Linked DNA regions of Homo sapiens: region 2 is linked to region 1. Evidence: read pairs that join two places in POLR2A ChIA-PET (ENCODE). Cell type or tissue: PC-3. All regions are shown on one strand. Links, peaks and the distances in the headings refer to the core of each region. The heading gives the core; the rest is flanking DNA.

Region 1 (8,185 bases), core at 2,638-6,637:
ATTCTTAGGTTGGAAGCTGTGGAGACAGTGGTGAGTATCATGGTACATGCAAACTACAGGGGGATATCAGACCCATGCATGCCTGAGGCAAGAGGTTATGGGTAGCAGAATAAAGCAAAATATCTAAGGCCCAGAGAGGAAGCTAGAGTGGGACTTTTCAGGAATTAAAGCACTTAAAGGCAACTTTGGGAAAAATAAAGAAGCACACACGTGGGCTCAGAAAGGAAGCATATCTAAAAATTATACCAGACGAAATTTTTTTTTTTATTATACTTTAAGTTTTAGGGTGTATGTGCACAACGTGCAGGCAGTCCTTCGCTCCAGGCTGCTATCAAGGCTCAGAGAACTGCTAATTAGCAAAGGTCTTCACACCATACTGTCAAGGCTGGGGAACCTGGCTGTTTCTTAACATGCCTAATTCTCAAAAAATGAGCATAAGCCATACAAAGAAATGGAAATCATGGCCCATTTAAAGGAAGAAAATAATCACATAACCAGTCTGAAAAAACACATGCAGTGGACATACGAGAAAAACTCTTTAAAATAATTGTCTTTAATATACTCAAAGAGATAAGGGAAACATGAGAAAAATAGTGAAGGAAGTCAGGAAATGATTCATGGACAAAAATGAGAATATTAACAAAAACAAGTTAATCATATACAAAAAACTAAATAGAAATTTGGAACCCAAAATATATGATAGTTGAATTGAAAAATTCACTGGAGGTGTGCAACATAAAATTTGAACAGATAAAAGAATCAGTAAACTTGAAAAAATCATGTAAATTTATTGAGTCTGAGGAACAGAAAATAACAATGAAAAACTGTGAACAGAACCTAAAGGACTTATGGAAACCAGGAAGTTTCACTGTGAGAAGTGCATTATGGGATCATCAAGAGAAGAATAGAGAGAAGATAAATTATTTTTAAAGCTAATAGCTGAAAACTTCCAAAATTTGAGGAAAAAAGTATGACATACAAATCTCAGAAGTTAATTAATTCCAAGTGGGATAAACCAAAAAGACCCATACAGAAATCCATTATAATCAAACTTTTGAAAGACAAAGACAAAGAACGAATCTTCAAAGCAGAAAGAAAATGTAACTCATTAGATGCAAGAGATTTTCAGTAAACATACCAGTGAATTTCTCAGAAACCACATAGACCAGAAGGGAGGTGACATTTTAACTGATGAAAAAAAAAATAGCTATTAGTGGAGAATCATACATCTGGCAAAACTATCTTTCAAAATTAAGGAAAAATTAAGACACTCTTAGAGAAACAAAAATTTAGGGAGTTAATTATTAGTAGAACTGCTCTCCAAGAATGAGAAAGGAAGTTATTAAATTTAAAATGAGTGGACGCCAGGGAATAACTTGAAGCTGTATGCAATATTAAGTTTTTCAGTAAAGCTAAGTATGCAGACAAAAAAATAAGTATACTCACACTCACACACACACATACACACACATACACACAATTGTATTGTTTTGTTACTGTAGCTTTTTGTGTTTATTTATTTGTTTTTTTTTTTTGAGATGGAGTCTTTGTCACCCAGGCTGGAGTGCAGTGGCACGATCTCACCTCACTGCAACCTCCATCTCCAGGGTTCAAGCAATCCTCCCACCTCAGCCTCCCAAGTAGCTGGGATTACAGCCTCCTGCAACCACGCCTGGATAATTTTTGTATCTTTAGTAGAGACGGGGTTTCACCATATTCGCCAGCCTGGTCTGGAACTCTTTATCTCAAGTGATCTGTTTGCTTCAGCCTTCCAAAGTGCTGGGATTACAGGTGTGAGCCATTGCGCCTTGCTAGTTTTTATTTTATAGTTATGTAAACACAAATGCATAAAAATAAGATTAAATCTATGTTAATTGGATACAGTATATAAAGATGTAAATTGTGAAGTCTATGACAAAATGGAGGAGCAGAGGTGAAAAGGAGTCGAGGTTTTGTATGTGACTAAAGTTAGGTTGATATTAATTTAAAATTATTATAACTTTAGGACATTATAGGTACTGTCCATAATAACCATAAAGAAAATATAGACAGAATATACAGAAAAGGAAATGAGAAGTGAATCAAAACACAAAACATACTCCTGCAAAAATATAAACACAAAGGGAGACAGTAATGAGGGTAAAGAGAGAATAAAAATTTATGACATACAAAAAAAGGAACAAAAAAACTGACAAAACTAAGTGCTTCCCTTTCAGTAATTACTTTAAATGTAAATGTATTAGACTTATAATTCAAAAGATATGAATTGAAAGAATGAATTAAAATAAAACCGTGATCCAACCATATGCTGTCTACTTTAGATATAAGGACAGACATAGGTTAAAAATGAAAGGATGGAAAACTGTTCTGTATAAACAGTAATTAAAAGACAGCAGGGCTTCTCTATTAATATCAGACAAAATAGACCAAGTCAAAAACTACTATGAGAGGCTGAAAAGGGAAAATACAATGAGAAAGCTCAATTCATGAAGAATTCATAACAATTATAAAGATATAGATACCCAACATCAGAACTCCAAAATGCATAAAGCAAACATTGACAGAATCGAAGAGAGAAAAACAAAACAAAACGCTTATACAATAATAGTAGAAGACATCAGTACCCACAACACTATAGACTATTTTGACCTAACAGACATATACAAACCACTCCATATAACAATAGCAGTACACACATTTTTCTCTCGTGCACAAGAAACATACCCCAGGGTAGAACATATGTTAGGCCACAAAGCAAGTAGTAGAAAAAAGGAAAAGAAAGAATTTAAGTTAGGTAAACTGATTAGAAGTCTCTAACTTCTGGTGGGGCAATAGAAGGAGGTCATATAATTTCTCTTTGCAGAAAACAAGAAAATCTGGGAGGCAATTTTCTAGAAAATCATTAAGAGCACTGAAAATTGATAAATGAAGTTTAAAAATGTGAGAATTTACTTAAAAAAAATTCTTACAGTGTTGTATAAGAAATGTGTTGAGTTTTTGGCCATCATACCCATTCCCCTATTTCCTCCTATTCCTACTGTCTCAGGCTCAGTAGATTCTTGCCTCAAGGATGTGGTGGTGAGGGTGTGGGATCTGTAGTTGCTAAAGGTGAATGATTCAATTCAGAATGGGAGATGGAAAACAGATAGAGAAAAACAGCAGTTTATTAGTCTTTTTAGAGTTATTAGCAGACTGGCCATAAATCTAAAGGGAAGAAAATAGAAGTGAGAAATACATACGGATGAGAATGTCTTCAGAAATCCCCAAAGCCCTGGTTAACTGATAGCTGTATATGTTCAGGAGACCCAAGAGAGCAAAACAAAATTTGAAACTCAAGAGACACTTAAGAACTGGTTACAAGTTTGAATGCCTTCAACAACATATAGCTCAGCCATCAGAGCTTGGACTATTTGAGCACAACCTCTGTCAAAACCTTGGCAGACCAATAAACTATGCAACCACAAGACTGGACTTTAGCCGTGCTAAAAACCGTAAACGGAAATTATAAAATCTGATGAGAGATAGCCACCTGGTGGAAACAATGCAGGGAAACAAATAACACTGTGATAAATCCAGCTAAGTTAGGAAAGCACATAAACAAAAGAACTTCTCAAAAATAAAATATACCACATCCTAGAGCTGTCACATTATACTATGTAAAAATCTGATTTCAAACCAAAAATAAGTGACATATAAAGAGGAAGAAAATTGTGACCCACACTCACGATAAAAAAGCATTCGATAACAACTTGTCAGCTTAGTGGGCCTAGATTTTGGATTTAGTAAGAAAAGACTTCCAAGCAACTATTATAAATATAATCAGATAATTGAAGTAAACATATGTAAAAAATATAAAGATACCATGCCAATAATGAGTCAACAAATAAAGACTCTCTACAGAAAATAGAAATTAAGAAATAGGGCCAAAAGAAAGGTTGAGCATTGAAATGAAAATTACCTGAAATTAAAAATTTACTATGTATACCCAACAGCAATTTTCTGATGGCAAGTGAAAGGACCAATAAACTCAATATAGATCAATGGAAATAATCATATTGGTAGACCAGAAAGAAAAATTATTTTTAAAAATGAGGAAATTCTTTGAGACCTCTGAGAGACTATGAAGCATTACAACATATATATGAAAGCATTAGCAGAAAATGATTAGAAAGATAAGAGAAAATGTATGTGAAGGAAAAGGAAGAAAAGGAAAACAAACACACCACAAAGGAATTCACATAGAAAAGAACTGAGGTTAATGGACTCAAACAGCAATGACCTCACTCACCACTATTTTGCCAGCAATATAAAAGAGCCCAGGGAAGGAGCCAAGAAGGCCGAATAGGAACAGCTCTGGTCTACAGCTCCCAGCGTGAGCAACGCAGAAGACGGGTGATTTCTGCATTTCCATCTGAGGTACCAGGTTCATCTCACTAGGGAGTGCCAGACAGTGGGCGCAGGTCAGTGGGTGCGTGCATCGTGCGCGAGCCGAAGCAGGGCGAGGTATTGCCTCACTCCGGAAGCACAAGGGGTCAGGGAGTTCCCTTTCCGAGTCAAAGAAAGGGGTGATGGACAGCACCTGGAAAATCGGGTCACTCCCACCGGAATACTGCGCTTTTCTGACGGGCTTAAAAGACGGCGGACCACGAGATTATATCCCGCACCTGGCTCGGAGGGTCCTACGCCCACGGAGTCTCGCTGATTGCTAGCACAGCAGTCTGAGATCAAACTGCAAGGCAGCAGCGAGGCTGGGGGAGGGGCGCCCGCCATTGCCCAGGCTTGATTAGGTAAACAAAGCAGCTGGGAAGTTCCAACAGGGTGGAGCCCACCACAGCTCAAGGAGGCCTGCCTGCCTCTGCAGGCTCCACCTCTGGGGGCAGGGCACAGACAAACAAAAAGACAGCAGTAACCTCTGCAGACTTAAATGTCCCTGTCTGACAGCTTTGAAGAGAGCACTGGTTTTCCCAGCACGCAGCTGGAGATCTGAGAACGGGCAGACTGCCTCCTCAAGTGGGTCCCTGACCCCTGACCCCCGAGCAGCCTAACTGGGAGGCACCCCCAGCAGGGGCACACTGATACACCTCACACTGCAGGGTATTCCAACAGACCTGCAGCTGAGGGTCCTGTCTGTTAGAAGGAAAACTAACAAACAGAAAGGACATCCACACCAAAAACCCATCTGTACATCACCATCATCAAAGATCAAAAGTAGATAAAACCACAAAGATGGGGAAAAAACAGAACAGAAAAACTGGAAACTCTAAAAATCAGAGCGCCTCTCCTCCTCCAAAGGAATGCAGTTTGCAGTTCCTCACCAGCAACGGAACAAAGCTGGATGGAGAATGACTTTGACGAGCTGAGAGAAGAAGGCTTCAGATGATCAAATTACTCTGAGCTACGGGAGGACATTCAAACCAAAGGCAAAGAAGTTGAAAACTTTGAAAAAAATTTAGAAGAATGTATAACTAGAATAACCAACACAGAGAAGTGCTTAAAGGAGCTGATGGAGCTGAAAACCAAGGCTCGAGAACTACGTGAAGAATGCAGAAGCCTCAGGAGCCGATGCGATCAACTGGAAGAAAGGGTATCAGCAATGGAAGATGAAATGAATGAAATGAAGCGAGAAGGGAAGTTTAGAGAAAAAAGAACAGAAATGAGCAAAGCCTCCAAGAACTATGGGACTATGTGAAAAGACCAAATCTACGTCTGATTGGTGTACCTGAAAGTGATGGGGAGAATGGAACCAAGTTGGAAAACACACTGCAGGATATTATCCAGAGAACTTCCCCAATCTAGCAAGGCAAGCCAACGTTCAGATGCAGGAAATACAGAGAACGCCACAAAGATACTCCTCGAGAAGAGCAACTCCAAGACACATAATTGTCAGATTCACCAAAGTAGAAATGAAGGAAAAAATGTTAAGGGCAGCCAGAGAGAAAGGTCTGCTTACCCTCAAAGGGAAGCCCATCAGACTAACAGCGGATCTCTTGGCAGAAACCCTACAAGCCAGAAGAGAGTGGGGGCCAATATTCAACATTCTTAAAGGAAAGAATTTTCAACCCAGAATTTCATATCCAGCCAAACTAAGCTTCATAAGCGAAGGAGAAATAAAATACTTTACAGACAAGCAAATGCTGAGAGATTTTGTCACCACCAGGCCTGCCCTAAAAGAGCTCCTGAAGGAAGCACTAAATATGGAAAGGAACAACCGGTACCAGCCGCTGCAAAATCATGCCAACATGTAAAGACCATCGAGACTAGGAAGAAACTGCATCAACTAACGAGCAAAATAACCAGCTAACATCATAATGACAGGATCAAATTCACACATAACAATATTAACTTTAAGTGTAAATGGACTAAATGCTCCAATTAAAAGACACAGACTGGCAAATTGGATAAAGAGTCAAGACCCATCAGTGTGCTGTATTCAGGAAGCCCATCTCACGTGCAGAAACAGACATAGGCTCAAAATAAAAGGATGGAGGAAGATCTACCAAGCAAATGGAAAACAAAAAAAGGCAGGGGTTGCAATCCTAGTCTCTGATAAAACAGACTGTAAACCAACAAAGATCAAAAGAGACAAAGAAGGCCATTACATAATGGTAAAGGGATCAATTCAACAAGAAGAGCTAACTATTCTAAGTATATATGCACCCAATACAGGAGCACCAAGATTCATAAAGCAAGTCCTGAGTGACCTACAAAGAGACTTAGACTCCCACACATTAATAATGGGAGACTTTAACACCCCACTGTCAACATTAGACAGATCAATGAGACAGAAAGTCAACAAGGATTCCCAGGAATTGAACTCAGCTCTGCACCAAGCAGACCTAATAGACATCTACAGAACTCTCTACCCCAAATCAACAGAATATACATTTTTTCAGCACCACACCACACCTATTCGAAAATTGACCACATACTTGGAAGTAAAGCTCTCCTCAGCAAATGTAAAAGAACAGAAATTATAACAAACTATCTCTCATACAACAGTGCAATCAAACTAGAACTCAGGATTAAGAATCTCACTCAAAACCTCTCAAATACATGGAAACTGAACAACCTGCTCCTGAATGACTACTGGGTACATAACGAAATGAAGGCAGAAATAAAGATGTTCTTTGAAACCAACGAGAACAAAGACACAACATACCAGAATCCTTGGGATGCATTCAAAGCAGTGTGTAGAGGGAAATTTATAGCACTAAATGCCCACAAGAGAAAGCAGGAAAGATCCAAAATTGACACCCTAACATCACAATTAAAAGAACTAGAAAAGCAAGAGCAAACACATTCAAAAGCTAGCAGAAGGCAAGACATAACTAAAATCAGAGCAGAACTGAAGGAAATAGAGACACAAAAAACCCTTCAAAAAATTAATGAATCCAGGAGCTGGTTTTTTGAAAGGATCAACAAAATTGATAGACCGCTAGCAAGACTAATAAAGAAAAAAAGAGAGAAGAATCAAATAGACACAATAAAAAATGATAAAGGGGATATCACCACCGATCCCACAGAAATACAAACTACCATCAGAGAATACTACAAACACCTCTACGCAAATAAACTAGAAAATCTAGAAGAAATGGATACATTCCTCGACACATACACCCTCCCAAGACTAAACCAGGAAGAAGTTGAATCTCTGAATAGACCAATAACAGGATCTGAAATTGTGGCAATAATCAATAGCTTCCCAACCAAAAAGAGTCCAGGACCAGATGGATTCACAGCCAAATTCTGCCAGAAGTACAAGGAGGAACTGGTACCATTCCTTCTGAAACTATTCCAATCAACAGAAAAAGAGGGAATCCTCCCTAACTCATTTTATGAGGCCAGCATCATTCTGATACCAAAGCCAGGCAGAGACACAACAAAAAAAGACGATTTTAGACCAATATCCTTGATGAACATTGATGCAAAAATCCTCAATAAAATACTGGCAAAACGAATCCAGCAGCACATCAAAAAGCTTATCCACCATGATCAAGTGGGCTTCATCCCTGGGATGCAAGGCTGGTTCAATATACGCAAATCAATAAATGTAATCCAGCATATAAACAGAGCCAAAAACAAAAACCACATGATTATCTCAATAGATGCAGAAAAAGCCTTTGACAAAATTCAACAACCCTTCATGCTAAAAACTCTCAATAAATTAGGTATTGATGGGACGTAT
Region 2 (8,185 bases), core at 1,523-5,522, 820 kb before region 1:
TCACCAGCTGCATCTATGTTGCTGCAAATGACACGATTTCATTTTTTGTGTGGCTGCATAGTATAGCATCTACATGACATGCAATTGACAACCTGTAACCCCAAAACTAAAATAACATTTGAAAAAATACCTAATTCTTTCAGTGTACAAAAGAGTACGTTACAAAAGAGTACATAGTATGGCATAGTGAATATGTACGATATTTTCTTTATGCAGTCCACCATTGATGGGCATCTTGGTTGAGTCTATATCTCTGCTATTGTGAATGTGCTGCAGTGAACATATGTGCGCATGTGTCTTTATGGTAGAACGACTTATATTCTTTTGGTATATACCCAGTAATGGGATTGCTGGTTGAATGGTACCTTTGTTCTAAGTTCTTTGAGAAATCTCCGTACTACTTTCTGTAGTGCCTGAACTAATTTACATTCCCACTAGCAGTGTATAAGTGTTTAAAGAATCAGTTTTCTAATATTAAGAATTTTTCTTCCATTTTAAGAAATCACACCTACTTCTCATTCTGCCCTTATGTAATTTTCACATTAATGTAAGGCCCATCGCATAAAATAAATTCTCTCTTGAGTCTCAGGGACAAATTTTTAAAGGAGGAGATTATTTGTTAATTTGTGGTTTTGGAGAACCTGTACAGGCACACCTCAGAGATACTGCAAGTTTGGTCAGACCACCACAGTAGACCAAATATCACAGTAAAGTGAGTTACAAGAGTTTTTTGGATTCCCAGTGCATATAAAAGTTATGATTACACTATACTATAGTCTAAGTGTGAAATAACATATCTGAAAAAACAATGCACATACGAAAAATTGCTAATAATCATCTGAGCCTTAGGCAAGTTGTAATCTTTTTGCTGGTGGAGGATCCTACGTCAGTGTTAATGGTTGCTGACAAATCAGGGTAGTGATTGCTGAAGGATGGAGTGGCTGTGGTCATTTCTTAAAATAACACAACAATGAATTTTGCCACGTAAATGGACTCTACCTTTTACAAAAGATTTCTCTGTAGCATGTGATGCTGTTTGAAAGCATTTTACTCACAGTAGAACTTTTTTCAAAACTGGAGTCAATCCTCTCAAACCCTGCTGGTGATTTACCAACTAAGTTTATGGAATACTCTAAATCCTTTCTTGTCATTTCAACAATGTTCACAGCATCTTCACCAAGAGTAGATTCCTTCTCAAGGAGCAACTTTCACTGCTCATCCAAAAGAAGCAACTCTTCATCCATTCATGTTTGACCATTAGATTGCAGCAATTCAGTCCCATCTTCAGGCTCCACTTGTAATTCAGTTCTCTTGCTATCTCCACCACATCTGCTGTTACTTCCTCCACTGAAGTCTTGAACCCCTCAGTCATCCGTGAGAATTGGAGACAAAATTATCACAACTGTGAGGCTGCTACAGGCATCTAGTGAATAGGGACCAGATACACTGCTCAATATCCCACAATGTATAGGGCAGCTTCTGAAAACAAACAATTATTAGTCCAAATCATCAATGGTAACAAAGTTGAGAAATACTGGTGTAGACCAATTCAATTTCTCTAATGGTTATAGGTCTTTTATGAAATATATTTGCAAGTTGTCCTCTTCTAGTAAGTCTTTTAATTAAAAGTTTATATTCATTGGCTAACTTTGTTATTAGTTTTTTCTTAGCATTTTAAATCTCTGCTATAATTGTATCACTGTTGCTATTTATTGTTAGTATTGTTCATTTTAGGTGTCTGCATTGGCTAATGCCATGTGCTAAAGGTATTGTAATCAAACTGGTGCTGTTTTAATATTAATTTTGTACTTTAAGCACCATAGAGTTTGATATTTTGATTTGAATTTCAAATCCATGTTAGGTTCACCACTATTTTGGATTCTCAGATCAGTTCTTTATTCACCTAAATTTCAGGGAAAAGCATAAGCTTACTTATAGTCCCTCTTTACCTACACGTGTCTACCCTTTTACTGAGGGCGAGTGTCTCAGCTTTGTGGGAGACTATCACTAATAATCCGTTCCTTTCTCAGACACAGAGTATTAGCTACATCTGGGCATTAAAATCCAAGATCAGTTGTTAAGGAGAGGAATTAACCGTAGCCCACTCCACCCCAGCAAAATTATCAGCTCATGTAGTTCTCCCCTGCTTTTCGTTCCTTTTCCAATTTTGGTTTCTGAGGATATCTCACAAGTGTAATTTAAATATTGGCTATGCAGTTAAAATATGCAATAAAATTTTATTCCACATTTGTAGCTGTTTGGTAGCAGCTGAGTTTTCAGATTATTTTGATCATCATATTGCTGGAATTATATCATCATTTAAAATAAATATTTGCATTTTCATGAGTTATTTAAAGTACATTTATAATAATTCTGACTCAATTTATATTTGGCATGTTACATGCCATTTCAAGAGGGTTCTTTGATTTTATAATGTATAGCTTCTGTAATAAAATAACACCTATGAAATGTTTGTTGGTGGAAATATTTTTATTAATGTTCTAAAACAAAAAGAGTCATCATCAGGCCCTATTCGTTTTCTTATGTCAAATTAAATATACATGTAAGTTACCTGATGTTGAAGCCTTTGTTTTTTTAACTTGTCTGGAGAAATTCCCATTGTAGTAGGCAACCCCCTTCTCGTTGTGAATTTTGGTCAGTCCTGAAAAATACAAATGATGTCGGCCGGGCGCGGTGGCTCACGCCTGTAATCCCGGCACTTTGGGAGGCAGAGGCGGGCTGATCACGAGGTCAGGAGATCGAGACCATCCTGGCTAACACGGTGAAACCCCGTCTCTATTAAAAATACAAAAAATTAGCCGGGCGTGGTGTCGGGCGCCTGTGGTCCCAGCTACTCGGGAGGCTGAGGCAGGAGAATGGCGTGAACCTGGGAGGCGGAGCTTGCAGTGAGCCGAGATTGTGCCACTGCACTCCAGCCTGGGCGACAGAGCGAGACTCCGTCTCAAAAACAACAACAACAAAAAAAAACAAATAATGATAAGATATTTTGCTATTCAATGAATTTATTTAGAGATTGAAAAATGAAGTCCTTATATCATTAAGGTTTTTGAGTTACCAGCAACAGAAAATTAGTCACTAACTTAAGAACAAATGAATGAATTTAACTAATGTGTGTTAGCTCAATAGAATAAAGAAAAATCTGAAGTCTTGGAAAATTCAAGATCCTTGGCTGTTTTAGGAATTTGGATTTTAAGAAGTATTGCATAATCTCTGCAGAATTTCCGGGATGAAACAGCTTCAACTGTTTTCTGTCTTTGTTACTCAGGTTGATTGAAATTCTTAGGAGAGAGAGTCAGACTGACCTAACTTTGGTCATATGCCCATCTCTTTTTAGTGGAAGAAGATAAACTTTACTGAAAGTCTCACTAGAATTCATAAGGGTACGAATTTGTGTCTGTTATCACTCAGATATGCTGCCAATGATATTGAATACTAGAACTACAAACTATTATCCTCATAGAACCATAAGCAATTATTGCTTGCTCATATTTCCGTGGGTTTGCTGGGGTTTGGCTGATCTTAGCTGAACTCACTCTGGCTTGGCTACAGGCGAGGTGTTGTTTTAGCTCATCTCCACATGTCTCTCATTATTCTAGGGCCTGTGTGCCACCAGGGGTATCTTCTGTTCATAGCAATGGCTAAAGAACCCTGGAAGCACGGGTTCAAGTACATGTGAAGCTTCCGTGTCATGTCTGCTCACACTCTCATTGATCAAAGCAAATAACACAGCCAATCAACGAGGTAGGGAAGTATAATCTGCTACTGTTGAAAGAACTGCAAAAGATTTAAATGTAGAGAGGGGGAAGATTGGGAGTAAAAACATAATGTAGTCCAGTTTCCTGAAGGGAAACCTGTGTGCTTTAACAAAAGATGGACAAAAAGGTATATTACTGGAAAATAAAAAACCTCATATGTACACTGCAGTGTCTAAGACATGTCTTAATAAGTACATTTGGTTACAAAGTGAGTATGGACAAAATTGGGAAAATCAATTTTTATTAACTATATTTTAGAAAAGGAAAACATTTTATTTCTTTTTAGTCACACATAATTTAATTGTATAACACATACAGGTTCCAGTTAAGCCTCTTTGAGTAGGAGAATCTGGTAATAGAATTATCAAAGAACAACTTGGCACAGATAGAGCTGAACCTAGAAGGCATCAGAATACTTTCGCCTTTGTTTTATCCACGTGACTTCCTTTATTTTGAAAACATTTATACTGAAAAAATCAGATTACAATGTGTATGATTTCAGTCATAATGGGGAAAAGGGATGTTATTTATTTTAGGAATCTCTGATATACAATCTTGAAGTTTCTTCACTCACTAACTTTATCAACCAATTCTCCATTCTGCTTTAGTTTTCTAATTCATAATAACATACAGAAAAATCATGGGGCCATTCTAAAGAAACTGCTTGTGAAAAATGGCAGGTTACATTTAAGATAATACGTAGATACTTTTCCCTTAAGGGAAGTATTTCAATTAAGTAAGGCGAAGGGAAATAATCTAAGAGTTTAGGTGGGGAGGGATGAACAAGTCAGAAATGTGAAGACTAGCACTAAAGAGTATACCTCTTTAACGAGAAAGCAAAAATCTTACATTCTTACAAATGTATATTCATCTAAATTCACTTACATGCTTATAAATTAAACCCGTGTTAGTTCACTAAACGGTGCTTTAATTGCCTAACTTCTGTATACTTGAGGTGTGTTACCCTTGTTAGAATTGTTCCCTATTGGACTTCTTGTTCACTCACCATTTCCAAAGTGATGGGTTCTTCCTAAAACAATTTCTTAGGGGTCTTCTCCTCTTAGTCCACCAATATCTGGAATCTAGACCTAATGTCTAGGAAAGTGCCTAGCACAATTAAATGTGCTCTTTAAATTTTAGACAAAGAAGCAAAGCAGAAAGGAAAGTATCCGTTTACAGTGTACTGTGAAGGGAAAACATATGCCACAAGTGCCCATCTGTGGAGAGTCTGAGTTTCCCCAGGAGTTCACAACACTGTGCACTGCTAGCTGAGAGGACTTGGCAGTCGATTCTCATTTCAGAGATCCAGAGTTCTTGTTTGTTGTGACTATCTCCTCTTGGGCTTGTCTGCCTTTTCCTTCTCCTAAGCATGACAGTGATATCAGCTGAATTTCATTCCAGCTCTTCTGAAATTGGACAGCTTTGTATTTCCCCCTTGGTTCCAAGGATCAAATTTAAATGCTATTTTAGCCTCTTGCTGCATAGGGAGCCTACAGGATATATTCTGCCTTTGCCATAGAGAACAGGCCTTTCAAACATGTGGTAGAAAACCTAAGGGGGTTGGTTGTACACTGGAATTGGCCAGCGTACCCAGCAGCTTGCCTAGCCCTTGTAGCAAACATGTTAATTCAAGCTTAGTTATGCTAAACCTCAAGGCTTGTTCTTTGAAAATTAAATTGGTACTTCCACACAATTATTGGCTGAATATAATTTACACTGAGGTCCTAACTAAAGCTTCGCCATAGCTGTGAGAATAGTTAAGCACAGACCAGCTATTTTAGTCTGAAAAACTGCCCCTGGCATGGGAGAAGTAGAACTTTTGTTCACATGTGTTTTGCTTTGCCATATGTGAAACTGCTGTTAACGGCAAAAGACTGTTTCCTGAGTAATATTTCAGAGCTCTGGACTACTGTCTTTTGGGAATGTTCTACCTGCAAACTGGCTTATCAACTTTGGTCAGAGAAATTGTGTGGGTCAAAACTTGTATTTTACATGATCCAGAGTTGTTGCTATGTTTGAATTCTCATTATTTTGGTCTCCTCCTATGTTTGGATTGATGTTAACAACCTAATATGTTAGGTTGAACCACACTAAATTGTCATTATTCAACCGGTTTTGATAGACAAAGATGACATTTTCACATGGCTCAACCTAATAGCTTTGATTTCTAAAGCCATTTAAGTCCTATTTTATTCTAGCAATCTAGATATCATAATCACTAAATTATCAATCAGCTGGTGAATATGAGTGAGAAATATAGTGAGAAAACTGGCTCATCTTGAATTTTCCCTTGTTGAAGTCCTAGAGCTTTAGGCCACATTTTTGTTTTGACTGCTGGAGTCCTTCAGAGAGAAAGGGGGTTTTCATGCTCCTTTTTCTTTTTTCTTTTTTTCTTTCTTTCTTTATATTTACCAGGGCGGGCATCCTGAGAATTAAAGACTCCTTTCCCTTCCCTTTCTCTGGCTTCTCTCTTTCAAAGTCCTCCTTCTGTTCTGTCTTTTTAATTGATAGTTTTGAAATGGATTTAAAAAATGATTTTTCAAGACAGAGTTCTGAAGAAGAACCTCGGTTTCTCTTTTTGTAAGTCCCAGAAACCAGAATAAGCCCAAGCAGATGGCTCTTGCTCAAGAGCCAGTCTACTTCAGTACACAGTTCAGCGAAGGCTGCCACTGAGTCACACAGAGCCCTCTTTTTACTAACGGTGTAATCTTGAAATGTTGCCTAACCTTTCTGAGTGTCAGTTTCATCATTGGTAAGATGGGATAACTACCACCTACCTCACAGGACTAGTGCAAAGATTAAATATATAATATATAAGCCATGAAGTGTGTTTTGTTTGTAATGTACACTCAGTAAATGTCATCTCCTTTTCATTCCCCTAGGTTCTTTAGCCTCAAGACAAATCTCAAGGGGAAGGCTATGTAATTCCAGAGTTTGTCTTCTTTTCTGTTACTAGTGGGGACATTACAGGAAATCTTATCTTCTGCACTTTTTTTTTGTTTGTTTGTTTGTTTGTTTTTTTGAGACGGAGTCTCACACTTTCACCAGGCTAGAGTGCTGTGGTGTGATCTCAGCTCACTGCAACCTCCACTTTCCGGGTTCAAGCAATTCTCCTGCCTCAGCCTCCCAAGTAGCTGGGATTACAAGCACGTGCAACCACGCCCGGCTAATGTTTGTATTTTTAGTAGAGACGGGGTTTTACCATGCTGGCCAGGATGGTCTCGATCTCCTGATCTCATGAATCGCCTGCCTCGGCCTCCCAAAGTGCTGGGATTCTGCACTCTTTTGATGAAAAAGTTCATTGCCCTAGTGGGGGGATTGTGTTCTAAGATGGTTATATTTTATGCCCTTGTTGTTTTCTAGGGACTTCCCTGAAAAATTTGAAGTAGATTGTGGGAGTGTGAAGGAAAGGGGACTCCTGATACTACTTTCAAAAATCAGGTCCAAAATTCAAGAAAGAGTATTTATGAATATGCACGCTCCCTTATTTTAAAACACTTTGCAATATAATACTTTATACTATTAAATTGAAACAGGTAGTTGTAAATATTAACATTTTCCAAATGCCCGGGGTTGCACACAAATGCTGATTTGCATGTAGATGGGTGTGGGTATGTCTAGTTTCTAAATTTGAATGTCTTCTTGCAGATTGTTAAGGACAAAGGGAGATGAAAAACTCCTAATTCAGTGATTCTGATTATAGAATGTATGAGATATGGAATTTTTAAAAATTAATTAAATATTTTTTGAATATCTGTTAAGAGCCCAGTGCTATGCTAAGAGCGCTTTTTCTCTTTTGCTGTTCCTTTTTCTGGTCTGCAATTGCCTGTGCTTCCTTACCCAGTCTCTTTTGGAAAAGCCCTGAGAGACCTCCTCTGTTGGCTATCTGGAAAGTCTCTGCTAAGAAACAAAGAACTCCCTGTGTTGTACCTCTAGGGAACAGAAATGTGACGGATGATGGCTAAACTGGGTGCAAACACAGCTATAGAGCTGAGTGAACTGTCAACTGGAAATAGCTCCTTCCTAATTCTAATGAACTTTATTTGTGGAATATTGCCTCAACTACCAGTATTGCTTTGGGAAAATTCTATTCTCTTTGGCAACACAAAGGAAGCTCAGAGTATAAAATGTAGGGATGGAAAGTCCAAAAATCTATTATGTTTATTGTTCATGTCATACTTTTTTTTCCTGCAGACTTTTATTTTCTCAGCCCACAAGAAGAGCTGAAGAGAAGCAAATTTTTCAATTTAAGGCTTGAGAATACAATTTACACATGTTATATATAACATTGCCAGAGGCAGGATTTAAACACTCTTGGATTTCTGTAACTAGTGTCATGGTAACATAGTGGAGGGCTTCTGTGTAGTTTCAGGTATTTTACTTGTATTTGCTTTTATTTTTATTTTTCT

Evidence for each region. ChIA-PET counts read pairs that join two places held together with the same protein. Peaks named below come from ENCODE experiments on the same cell type or tissue, not always from the same donor. Only the 100,000 strongest peaks of a DNase experiment are listed, where the experiment ranks them.
Region 2: POLR2A ChIA-PET joins it to region 1 with 10 read pairs; 1 of 35 experiments calls an interaction of 5 or more read pairs at or near these places.

Annotation. Positions count from the first base shown.
Region 1 is chr14:27,668,741-27,676,925 of GRCh38, forward strand. It overlaps MIR3171HG (MIR3171 host gene), which reads right to left and starts at 4,481. Exons shown (of 3, transcript NR_148992.1): 1 at 4,289-4,481. RefSeq lists an enhancer at 4,555-5,109. In PC-3, for the core only: a CTCF peak has its summit at 3,529; no DNase peak of the experiment used is centred there; H3K4me3 peaks cover 394 bases.
Region 2 is chr14:26,851,991-26,860,175 of GRCh38, forward strand. The region is part of intron 1 of LOC124903296 (a long non-coding RNA gene); the gene reads right to left. Among named protein-coding and RNA genes, the nearest start is that of MIR4307HG, 17 kb to the right of the region's middle. In PC-3, for the core only: no CTCF peak of the experiment used is centred there; a DNase peak (open chromatin) is centred at 3,281.